Regions from separate parts of the Homo sapiens genome. Here regions 1, 3 and 4 are each linked to region 2. A link is a contact called in ENCODE Hi-C or POLR2A ChIA-PET data. All regions are on one chromosome and are shown on one strand. The core of a region is the stretch at or near the end of the contact, and the rest is flanking DNA. Distances in the headings are between cores, read along the strand shown.

Evidence for each region. Hi-C counts contacts between places; a loop is a spot of excess contacts on that map. ChIA-PET counts read pairs that join two places held with the same protein, here RNA polymerase II (POLR2A). Pooled maps may share reads with other maps.
Region 1: a loop to region 2 is called in a map of CD4-positive, alpha-beta T cell, with 8 times the contacts of the local background. The contact joins the promoter of CEMIP2 here to the promoter of KLF9 in region 2. A Hi-C loop is called at or near these places in 7 of 168 maps with a recorded cell type or tissue (CD4-positive, alpha-beta T cell, CD4-positive, alpha-beta memory T cell, CD8-positive, alpha-beta T cell and 3 more), 7 of 37 single-sample maps with no recorded cell type and 20 of 50 pooled maps. POLR2A ChIA-PET finds 5 or more read pairs at or near these places in 6 of 52 experiments (BJ, CD4-positive, alpha-beta T cell, CD8-positive, alpha-beta T cell and 3 more).
Region 3: a map with no recorded cell type shows a loop between it and region 2 (16-fold over the local background). The contact joins the promoter of PABIR1 here to the promoter of KLF9 in region 2. A Hi-C loop is called at or near these places in 1 of 168 maps with a recorded cell type or tissue (naive thymus-derived CD4-positive, alpha-beta T cell), 1 of 37 single-sample maps with no recorded cell type and 6 of 50 pooled maps.
Region 4: a map of naive thymus-derived CD4-positive, alpha-beta T cell shows a loop between it and region 2 (5-fold over the local background). The contact joins the promoter of TJP2 here to the promoter of KLF9 in region 2. A Hi-C loop is called at or near these places in 3 of 168 maps with a recorded cell type or tissue (ascending aorta, chondrocyte and naive thymus-derived CD4-positive, alpha-beta T cell), 8 of 37 single-sample maps with no recorded cell type and 17 of 50 pooled maps.

Annotation. Positions count from the first base shown.
Region 1 is chr9:71,767,177-71,769,876 of GRCh38, forward strand. CEMIP2 (cell migration inducing hyaluronidase 2) reads right to left here and starts at 1,337. Exons shown (of 24, transcript NM_013390.3): 1 at 1,181-1,337. RefSeq lists enhancers at 995-1,676, 1,677-2,358 and a silencer at 1,432-2,101.
Region 2 is chr9:70,413,310-70,416,009 of GRCh38, forward strand. It overlaps KLF9 (KLF transcription factor 9), which reads right to left and starts at 1,348. Exons shown (of 2, transcript NM_001206.4): 1 at 1-1,348. The coding sequence starts at 54. It overlaps KLF9-DT (KLF9 divergent transcript), which reads left to right and starts at 881. Exons shown (of 4, transcript XR_001746710.3): 1 at 881-1,101. RefSeq lists enhancers at 1-682, 511-590, 931-1,060, a silencer at 41-220 and a promoter at 397-1,199.
Region 3 is chr9:68,778,783-68,781,482 of GRCh38, forward strand. PABIR1 (PP2A Aalpha (PPP2R1A) and B55A (PPP2R2A) interacting phosphatase regulator 1) reads left to right here and starts at 1,283. Exons shown (of 1, transcript NM_138333.5): 1 at 1,283-2,700. The coding sequence starts at 1,383. The coding sequence ends at 2,246. The region is part of intron 2 of PIP5K1B (phosphatidylinositol-4-phosphate 5-kinase type 1 beta); the gene reads left to right. RefSeq lists silencers at 772-1,186, 1,304-1,543 and an enhancer at 1,191-2,019.
Region 4 is chr9:69,172,853-69,175,552 of GRCh38, forward strand. It overlaps TJP2 (tight junction protein 2), which reads left to right and starts at 1,425. Exons shown (of 23, transcript NM_004817.4): 1 at 1,425-1,580. The coding sequence starts at 1,521. RefSeq lists a silencer at 1,014-1,443 and an enhancer at 2,334-2,523.

The sequences.
Region 1 (2,700 bases), core at 87-2,586, 1.4 Mb after region 2:
AGGCTAACCATTTTAAAGGTGTTTTTTTAACACTGAGCCATTTCCAACAGATTTGCCTGGCTGCTCTGGGGAGTCAGGCCTCCCTCAGCTCAGGTGAAGCCTCTACCCTTTCCCCTCTCTCTAAATTCTTCTCACTTTTTACCGGGAAGAGCAGCACATCTCAATACATGCAACTGTGCAGCAGCGCATCACTCTGTCACACTGAATCAAGGGGAGTGAACTCAAGGCAGTGAGTAGCTCATGTGCACAATGAAAGTTTTAAAAATTATTAGGCAGTCTATCCTTAATCCCAACTGCTGATAAAAGGAGATATATATCAAAGTCTGTTTTCCTAACCTGCGGAGAATTCAAGTGAGCTGTTTCCGCTCCAGGTCGAAGTCTGGTGACACTCATCAACCCTCAGCAGAGAGCATCCAGGGAATTCAGGACCTTGGTTTTATCGCTAAGGGTGTAGCCACTAGTGCTATTAACAGCAGCACTCTGGGTCCTCACAGAGAGGGCCCCCCTCCTTTACCAGGATCTCCCAACTCTGCAGAGAAAAGCTGGGAATAGGGTCCAGGGCTAAGGCTATTCCCCAGATTTAAAGGAAGCTGTACACGATTTTAAAGCCTCACCTTACCTCAGCTAACAGAGAGGCAGGGGGCGGAGGGCGGAGGACCCACCAACCCAGGGGAATTGTAAGGAGACAAAGATGACCCCAAACGCACAAGCGCGCGCGCACTGAAGCCCGGACTGCAAAGCACATTCCATCAACCTTTCACTGTAATCGGCTTACTGTGGGGTTTATCCCCTCACCCCATCCCTCTCCAGAAAGTTTAAGGCTGTTCGCACCGACTTTGAAAGGTCCATTGTTCCCTTCCCCGTAAACGTAATGAAAAGAGAGAGTGGAGAGAAAGAAATCAAGACACCGTTCCCGAGGACCCTTTCTTAAGAAGAGAGGACTGACTCCTGGGGAGTCGGGTCAGTCCCAATCCAGAGATGAAACCGGGAAAGGAGGCGCACGGGGGAAGGGCGGGAGGACGTTTTCCTTTTCGGCAGAAATGCCCAACGCCGGAGCCGGCCAGGCCGCCGGGAGCAGAAAAGGTGGGCGAGACCCGGGTCTGCGTCCCCGCAGTGGCCCCCGAGGGCAGCAAACGAGGTGGAGCGGGGTGGGGGGGCGGGTGACCGAGTCGCTTCTTACCTTCCCCTACCCCGCTTAGCGTCCGTTAACTCAGGTGCCTACACAGCGGTCCAGGGAGACGGAGAGGAGTCCCTGGCGTCCTCGGGTCCAGATCTCCTCTCCATGGCCAGGAAGCCACTCGATTGCCGGCGCCCGCAGCTGCCGCTCGTACTCAACTGGCAGCCGCAGCCTCTGCCTGGAGGTGAAATACTCTCCTCCCGAGAGTGACGCGCACTTCCCTCCGCCTCCGCCTCCTCCTCCTCCTCCTCCTCCTGCCCCGAGCCTCGGGGGCAGGGGCCTCGGCTCGCTCTCTCCCGGAGCCGCCGCTCGGCTTTCTCCGTTCCTTCCCCTCCGGGAGAAAGAGGAGGAGAATCGTGGCCCGGGCGGCGCGGGCCTGAGCGTCCCCGCGACAACAGGGGAGGAGGCGGCGGCGCGGGGCAGAGTGGGGTCCCAGGAGTCGCTCTTGTCCCTGGTCGGCGGGCGCCGCGGCTTGCTAGGGTCGCGCTCAGCCTCCGCCGGCCAGACAAGCAGCCCGGCTCGGCTGGGCCGGGAACTGTGGATTGGGCGGGCGGGCGGGCGGGCGGTGGAGAGCGAGGGAGGCGGAGGGAGAGGAGGAGCCTGCCATCAGAGGAGGCGGTGGCCCCGCCCGGCCCCTCCCGCCGGCCCCGCTCCCCGCGAGCTGCGAAAGCGGAGGCTCAGCGCCACTCGCTGCCGCGCGCTGGAACAGCGCCCGAGCGCACTGCCGGCGGGGCAGAGCCCCAGCCAGCGCCCCCCGCTGCGGCTGCAGGCTCCTACCCTTCCTGGGCGCGCACACCCGCCTGGCCGAACCGGAGCCTGTGCCTCCAGCACCCCCAGATAAGGCTGGTACTGCGCCTGTCACTCCCTGGCTGAGCCTGACACTGCGCCCCCAAAGTCCCCTGGCTGAGCGTGACTGCACCCCATCAACCCTCGGCTGCGTCAGACTTTGAGCCCCATCACCCGTAAAGAGATTTCCACACTCCCACAAATGTTCTGAGCGTCCAGTCACAGCCCCTACCTGGCCAGGCGCGAGCGCCAGGTTCTCAGCGCTGTCAGAAGAACCAGCCTGCTCTGGGACACAGGGCAGCTCTTCTGGTCCCTTGGAGCAACCCCAGCATCCCGCTCGCAGGCCGGAATAAATATACTTAGGTCTTCCCACGCCCCCTACCTGCGCCACTCTGGAGTGGCGGCCGCTTGCAGAGGTGGCGCCGAAAGCCACGCCCCGGCCCACCCCAGTGCCAAAACGCCGCTCTGAGGACACCGGCACCGGCCCTGAAGCAGCCCTGCCGCCGCCACCCTGCCCCCTCGCTGGAGCTGCTCTCACAGCCTTGGCTCTGGGTGAGGGCGCGGCCCGGGCTGGATCACTCAGACGCACGAGGTCCCGAGCTAGTGACAGCTGCAGGACTGCCAAATCCGGGCCGTCGTCATCCTCGATTTAATTGGAATTGGAAGTTTTCCCTCCAGGAAACTCTTTCAGTGAATAATATACAAGGTAGGATAGTTTAGTTTTCAGGGTTGTTCAT
Region 2 (2,700 bases), core at 98-2,597:
AATGGAAACCAGACACTGGGCAGCCACGAAGTCCATGTAGGCGGCCGCGGACATGGTGCGGGCGACGGCAGCCCAGGCGGCGCGGACAAACTTGGCGGTGGCTGCGGAGGTTCGGCTCGCCCTGCCCTGGCCTCGGACGACGAGCGCGGCGCGGCGCGGCACGGCGCGGCGGCCAAGGGGGCGGGGGCGCGGGGCGCTTCCGACTCGCAGGAGCGCCGAGGCGACCTCAGCCCCTCATCTTTACGTAACCGGCAGCGCCTCCGCACGCAGCATCCACGGCCCCGGGCTCCGCCGCGCCGCCGCCTCTAGCCGCCGCCCCTGCCCCGCGCCGGCCGCGATCCCCCGACGGGCGCGCCGGCCCCTCTGAGCCGGCTCCCTTGGAAAGATGCCACACGTGGCGGTCGCAAGTTTATTCGACTGAAAACGCCCCCGAGGCGCTGGGAGAGGAAACTGCAAGAGAGGTGCACGCCCTCGGCCGCCTCGCCGTCGAGCCAAAGCCCCAGGACATTCACCCGATCACCCCGACGCGGGTGGCGAGGGTCCCGCCGAGCGCCAGGTCTAAGAGACACTTTTTCCCGAGTCCACTGACGGCTTCTGAACCCCTGCTCCGGCCGGTCCGCACCGTTCCGGCATTCTCTTGCTCAGTAACAATTTCGCAGAATCCCATCACGTCACAAACCAAACCCCCTCCAATTGGCCAGTGGGGAGGGTGATTCAACTCTGTTTACTTTCTCCCCCTGCCAGTCAGAACGGCCTTCGGTGGAGAGGTGCGTCTAGAACTGAGGCGTGCGGCCAATCCGACTGTTCCGTTTCGCTGCCTCGTGCTACCCCTACAGCCTCGAACACTGACATTTAAAAGGGTAACAGCTGGGAGGCAGGGAAGGGGCAGCCGCACACTTTCGGAGTGCCTCGCGGTCCCGTGGCCGGTCCGGGCCTCCTGGCTCACGTTCCAGCTTGCGGAGCTTTGGGACACATCTTTCCTAGTCAGTTGCGCTCGTTCCTATGGCAAAAGAGAACTTCAGCTTCGGTTTTCCAGCTCCCAAACAGTTAAGTGACTTCCTGCAAACGCTACAGTCCCAGCAACCAGCCTTCCAATCAAAAGTAAGTTGGTTGATGTCACTGGCATTGGCTCGGCCAATCACAAGGGCGTTCCGAAAGCAAGCGCTCGACACTTGTAAACGCGAAGAGCTGTAGTGAAACTGGACACATCTTTGTATTTTGTGTTGCTGGTAGTAAATTTGAGTTATGGATGAGAGGACAGGGGTGATGAATAAATGCAGTGTGAATCTATAATTAAAAAAACCCCATTATGTCAGGATAAGTCCAAGAATAAACACAAATGAGTAAGAATTCGTTTTGTTATATATTTTTTGGATGCAGCATACTTTGGGGCAGATGTTTAAAAATTCTTCCATCCAATACATTAACTATGACCAATTCATCTTAAAAATGCAGTGCTAACAAAAGTTCTGGTTTTACAGCATAGCCTTTTTACTGCCTGAGATTCTTCCATTGAAACATCCCATCTTTGCTTGTCATATCTCTTAATTCCTCTACTTCTCTGGTGCAATTTAGTCTAAATAAATTCTTTTAGCTTTATTTGGAGGCTATTTTTAACCCACTTTCAGAAAAACGGAGACAAAAACCATTCATTTGTGTAACTTTTATAAAAAACCCACCATTCTTAGCTCTTTTTCTTTCCAGAGCCCCTGCATGGTTTTTAGGACATGTTTCTCTTCCCTCACTTCACAAATGTGGAAACTGAGTTACAGAGAAGTGACTTATTTATCTTATTAGACAGATAATGATAGAACTCAATAGAAACCACAAGTCTCCTGATTTCTAGCTCTTTGTGCTTGCAACTAAGCCCTTTTGGTTTTGTGAAATATTAACTGTGCAGAACAGATTTTTAGGGACTGGAACAAGCTGGAAATCCTTAGCCATGGAATACTGTGGCATTACTTGGTCAACAATTAGTATGGGTCTTGGAGTCTGATTAACTTGGTTTACCCCTCCGTCTGAATTAACGATGTGGTTGTTTTCCATCTTGATAGCTAGAAAAGAATCTAGGGCTAGTTCTTTTTGCAAGAGGCATACTGTCAGCACAATTCATTAAAAATAATTCACTTTCGTGAATGTGAGAGGTACCTGATTCTATGTGATGCAGATTCGGTGAGTTCCAACCCTGACCCCCCACTGGCTATTAACCTTTGTTAAGAGAAAGTTACACCAGGTTCTGGTCTCCGAGGCAAGGGTCTCAAATTGACTCTACCAATGTGAGATCTACAGTAGTTTCTTTTGACTTTGTTTTTAAAGTGGTACATCAAAAATAATAATAATAAAAAAAAAGTTAGCCAGGCGTGGTGGCTCGCACCTGTAGTCCCAGCTACTCAGGAGGCTGAGGCTGAAGGACTGCGTCAGCCTAGGTCAAGGCTGCAGTGAGCCCTGATTACACCACTGTACTACTCCAGCCTGGGCAACAGAGCAAGGCCCTGTTTTTTTTGTTTTTTTTTAAATCATAACTAAGGGTGGCTCAGGTAAGTAAGAGTATAATAGATTTTAATTAAAAAATAACAAACCTGACAAGACCAGTTCAATAAAAGTGTACAGCTTAAAAAAATAAAGAAAACAACAACAAAAATATTAAAGTGGTACAGGGAAGATATTGCAGTAGGTGACTGCAGGTGGAAGAAAGGTGTA
Region 3 (2,700 bases), core at 33-2,532, 1.6 Mb before region 2:
CTCTCCTAACACTCCCGCTCTTATGCTTCAGCGGCACTGCCCTTTTTTCTTTTTCTGCTAACTCATCAAACTCATGGCTGCCTCCGGCCTTAGCACTTGCTATTCTCTCTGCTTGGAATACTCATTCCCCAGATGTCCACGTGACTTACTGCTTCTTGTCATTTAGATCTCAACTCTAATTGTCCCCTGACTTCTATCAGTAGTGCTCCATCACACCATCTTACTTTTCCTAAGGCTTACCACTATCTGAAAATAGCCTGCGTTTCTCTATTTTCCCCTCAGTAAGAATTAAAAGTTCATACTAGGGCCCATTTCCTAGCAGTGTTTGGCACATAGTAAGTATGCTGAAAAAAAAAAACCTTGACTGACTGAATAAATGAACAAATAAACTCACTTTTAATGAGATATCAAGGTTTTATATTAATTACATGAGCCAAGAATTGTGGTTTCATTTTTAAAATGTGAGGACCTACTGGTTTAATCCTTCATACTTCACACATATGCTTGTGCTGGAACTATGACTGTAAATCAATAGCAATACCATCCTCTGTTTTGGCTTCTTCCCCTAACCTAAATAGTTCTCAGATTTACTTTTCTCTCCATCTCCACTGCCACACTGTCACCTTAGTGCAAATGACCATCCTCTCTGGCCTTTTTTCTGTAAGGTTTTAATCTCCCAATATGTATTCTCCAGACTGCAGGCCAGTGAGCTTTTCAGTTGCTGTTACACCCATGCTTGAAAACCCTTTAAGTTTTCATTGTTCTCAAGATAAAGACCAGAATGTGGTCTGGTCCACCACCTCACGTCAGGCCAGCCCTCACTCTCCACTCCAGGCCACACTTTCTCCTCCCCTCCTGGTTCCCGCCTGCCAACTGGCTGGGTAGCCGTTGCTTCCCGCTTCCTGCAAAGTTCTACATCGCACCCATTTCGCCCACTTCTTCAGATTTCAGGAGATTGTTCCTTCCTCGAGGAAGCCCTCCCTGATTAGGCCAAGCGCCACTCCACGTCATACAGCCCCACATCACCATGGGCCTCTCTTTCAGGGCTTTGTTTTATGAGTATGCAATCCAGAATATGACAATCTTATTGACATGCGTCAACGCGAGCTTGCGCTCAATAGCTATTTGCCGAAGGAATATACGGACTAGCGGCCCGACCACTCCTCGCCCCTCCCCTACCACTGCCGCGCACATATTACGCATTAAGCAGGCGCCGCGAGTACGGACATCGCGAGCGCCTGCGCGAAGGGCTACGCATGCGCAGAGGGGCCAGCCCGCTGACAGATTCTCGGTGGCGGCGGCAGCGGCGGCGGCCCTGGACTGCGGGGAATGGGAATCCTAGGTCCCTGACTGAGCACCTCCCCCGCCTCCCTGCCCCCGACATGGCTCAGGAGAAGATGGAGCTAGACCTGGAGCTGCCTCCGGGTACGGGCGGGAGCCCGGCGGAGGGCGGTGGCAGCGGCGGCGGCGGGGGCCTCAGGAGGTCTAACAGCGCCCCCCTGATCCACGGCCTCAGTGACACTTCGCCGGTGTTCCAGGCCGAGGCGCCGAGCGCCAGGCGGAACAGCACAACGTTCCCGAGCCGCCACGGCCTGCTGCTGCCGGCCTCCCCTGTCCGCATGCACAGCAGCCGCTTGCACCAGATCAAACAAGAAGAGGGCATGGACTTGATCAACCGAGAGACGGTCCACGAACGGGAGGTGCAGACCGCAATGCAGATAAGCCACTCCTGGGAGGAAAGTTTCAGCCTGAGTGACAACGACGTGGAGAAATCCGCCTCCCCCAAGCGCATCGATTTCATTCCTGTGTCACCAGCACCGTCACCCACTCGGGGAATTGGGAAGCAGTGTTTTTCGCCATCCTTGCAAAGTTTTGTAAGTAGCAACGGATTGCCTCCAAGCCCTATTCCCAGCCCAACGACCCGATTTACCACCCGGAGAAGCCAGAGCCCCATCAATTGCATTAGACCAAGTGTTCTTGGACCATTGAAAAGAAAATGTGAAATGGAAACTGAATATCAGCCAAAGAGATTTTTCCAGGGCATCACCAACATGCTTTCTTCTGACGTTGCACAGCTGTCAGATCCTGGTGTGTGTGTATCTTCGGATACCCTTGATGGAAACAGCAGCAGTGCCGGATCTTCTTGTAACTCACCAGCGAAAGTCAGCACTACCACCGACTCTCCTGTGTCACCTGCCCAAGCGGCTTCTCCATTTATTCCACTAGATGAACTTTCGTCTAAGTGATTCACTCATCCTGAGACTTTCTTTTTGCAGTGGAGAGAGAGAATAATCTAGTTGGGGCAAACACTGAACTTTGTCAATTAATTTGAGGCTATTTCCTATTTGACCCCTTTTCTTTTTTGAAATTCCCTGAAATGATGTTATTCTAGAGAACTTCTATGTCAGGTTCCTTTGGATACCCTTGAATTCAGTGTAGTAATATTTTCAGACGTTTCCCCAATAAGTGTGTTGAAGCATACATCTTTACGCTGCTAATATGTCTAAATACATATGTTATCCCTTGATTTTTTTAAATAACTGAGAGCTCTATTTATTTATGGGATTATTAAGTTCTGATGAAAATATAAATGTTGACTTAATCAGCATAGTAAACTGATGTTTAAAATTCCATACTTCATGCCCACACTAATTTTTAATGTTATTTTCAGTGGTTGCCGATTTCCATTTGATGAAGAAC
Region 4 (2,700 bases), core at 175-2,674, 1.2 Mb before region 2:
ATGAGCCACCGTGCCTGGCCAGATTTGGGAAACATTTTATAAATAGGTGCTTAGATCAGGAGAGCAATGCCTTACATCAGGAATACAACCAAAATGTCTAAGTCCGGAGACTCGAGGCAAAGTGGGAAACGTTACTCACAGTGCTTTTTATCCAGAGGCGTGGACTTAGTTACTCCAAAGGAGTCCAGAAGCATAACACTTCTGGAGAGGCATCTACTGGACTTGTTTTTCCACGAAACTTCTAGACTTGTTTTGATCAGGCAGGAAGTGAAGCAACTTTTCAGGGAGAGAGCCCAGCATCTGCATCTCCTCTGGGACAGACCACACCTTTTACCTTCTACTTGTGAGCCTAGGACGAGTTTTGCTTTCCAATTAAGGGAAGAGCAGGGCAGGCAAAACTATTCTCTTACAAGATGGTTTTTTAAGATTTCAAACCCAAGGTTATATTTTTAATCGGTACCTGTTTGGATTCTCCAAATTAATTTATATGCTCTTAAAATAAAGACACTTAACGTCACTGCACAATTCTTTGCACATGGAGGACTTCGAAAGGAATAAGCACACTGAATTGCATTAGATGAATCCTGTCAGATAAGCACTTGTGACCTACTGGCAACCTTTTATAAGCTGATGATGGGAGAGGAGTTTCAATCTCTTTATTGGAGTTGTTGGAAATGTGCCAAAGAGATAACCTGGAATATATTGTCCTGAAAAGTCCTGTTTTAATATTTAATACGAACATCTTATAACCCTCGGAATTCGGGTAGGCAGTTGTTGGGCTGAGAAATGTGGGGTACAAGGCCGTGTATGTGTTGGTTAGCCGGGCAGGCCTCTAGACAGGACCTAAAACTTTGAGGTTTTCCCAGTTCGACTCTTCGTAGGAGAACTGAAGCTGCCTGTGTGAGGCCCTGCGAACCTCGCCAAAAAGTCTTCCTACAGGATGCCCCCGCGACCTCACCGGGGAAACACCGCGGACAGTCGGGCCAGCAGCGCCCGGAGCTCACTCCAGGTCTCCAAACTTGCAGCACTTCCCAGAGCGCGCGCGCTCGGAGCGGGACCTGCTTGCTCCAGTGCACGCCGCGGAGCGAACCATCGGGCTGGCGGGGGTGGAGGGGTGCAGGCGTGGGGGCTGCGGGCCGCTCGGGCCTTGGGCTTCTCCTGCCGCCGCCGCCGCCTCCCGCCCCCGGCCAGGAGTCGCGCGTGACGCGGTTCGCCGCAGGAGCCTCGAAGGCGCGGCGCCGGCGAGCCCTTCCCCGGCAGGCGCGTGGGTGGTAGCGGCCAATTTGACAGTTTCCCGGGCCGGGCGGCCAGCGCGGAGGCGCCACGCTCGGGTCGGGGGCGGGCTGACGCCGCCGCCGCCGCGGGAGGAGGGACAAAGGGGTGGGTCCCCGCGGGTCGGCACCCCGGCGGTTGGGCTGCGGGTCAGAGCACTGTCCGGTGGTGCCCAGGAGGAGTAGGAGCAGGAGCAGAAGCAGAAGCGGGGTCCGGAGCTGCGCGCCTACGCGGGACCTGTGTCCGAAATGCCGGTGCGAGGAGACCGCGGGTTTCCACCCCGGCGGGAGCTGTCAGGTTGGCTCCGCGTAAGTGCCTCCTTGTGCCGCGCGGTTGGGAGGAGGGTCGTGAGCGTGAGCGTGGGAGCGCTGGGGGCTCTGCTCGCGTGCTGCTCTGAAGTTGTTCCCCGATGCGCCGTAGGAAGCTGGGATTCTCCCATCCGGACGTGGGACGCAGGGGAGGGGTAGGTTTCACCGTCCGGGCTGATGACTCGTGGCCTCCGGGGCTCCTGGAACCTTTACTCTGAAGTCACTTGGGCTGGAGATTAAGGCGCGAGTAGGGGACACTGTCTTGAACCCGGTGTCCTGGATTTCTGCTGGCTTGGAGGCATCTCGTGTCTGTTGTGTCGCTTGCATGTCTTTGTGTTTTCCTTCTCTATTTCAAACCACACTCGGTATTGATGCAAAGTTACAGGCTTGTGTACGTGAGAGAAACTGAAAACTCATCACAGAGCAGAATCCCTTTTCCCTTTCAATCAGCTGCGTCTGTAATAGAAGTAAAAGTTGTTTTTTTTTTTTTTTTTTTCCAGTAGGGAATGGGGATGGAGGTTTGGAAGGACCCACAAAAGAGGAGTGTGATGAATGCTTTGTATTCTAGTACTAGCCTACCTGTCACCAGTTCTTTTTATGTCTTCATTTGTCAAGTTTCTGCTTTTACACGGTAGTTTAAGTTATAAATAATCAGGGATTTCTACCACAGGGTTTTAACATTCTTGAAATGTGGACAAACTTGGGAGTGAGTGCTCCCGCGCTTAGTAATGGAATACAGCCTCCCACCTCTATTTCAGCTTCAGTTCTTAGGCTAGGCTGCTTTTCTGGCAGCTGTCTGGCCTGAGTAATGATGGTTGTGGTTTCCCTGAAGTTCCCAGCGGAGAGTCATCCCATGATAGAAACTGCCTTGCGCTTCTCACTCACGCTCTCAGCCCGGGGAATCCCAGCGGGGAGGAGGGAGGGAGGTCGTTTTCTTCAGCTCCCCAGGTGGTCTGTGCTGGGTGTGCTGACGGTCCTTTTGGGAAAACAGGTCCACCTTTGCCAGCGTAATTCAGAAAGAGATGTAATTTTCTGAGAGCACACACCTGGGCAGGAGATCGCTTGAAGTGAGAAATTCGTAGTGGTAAATGTATTTGTAGCAAAGTACCACTGCATATCC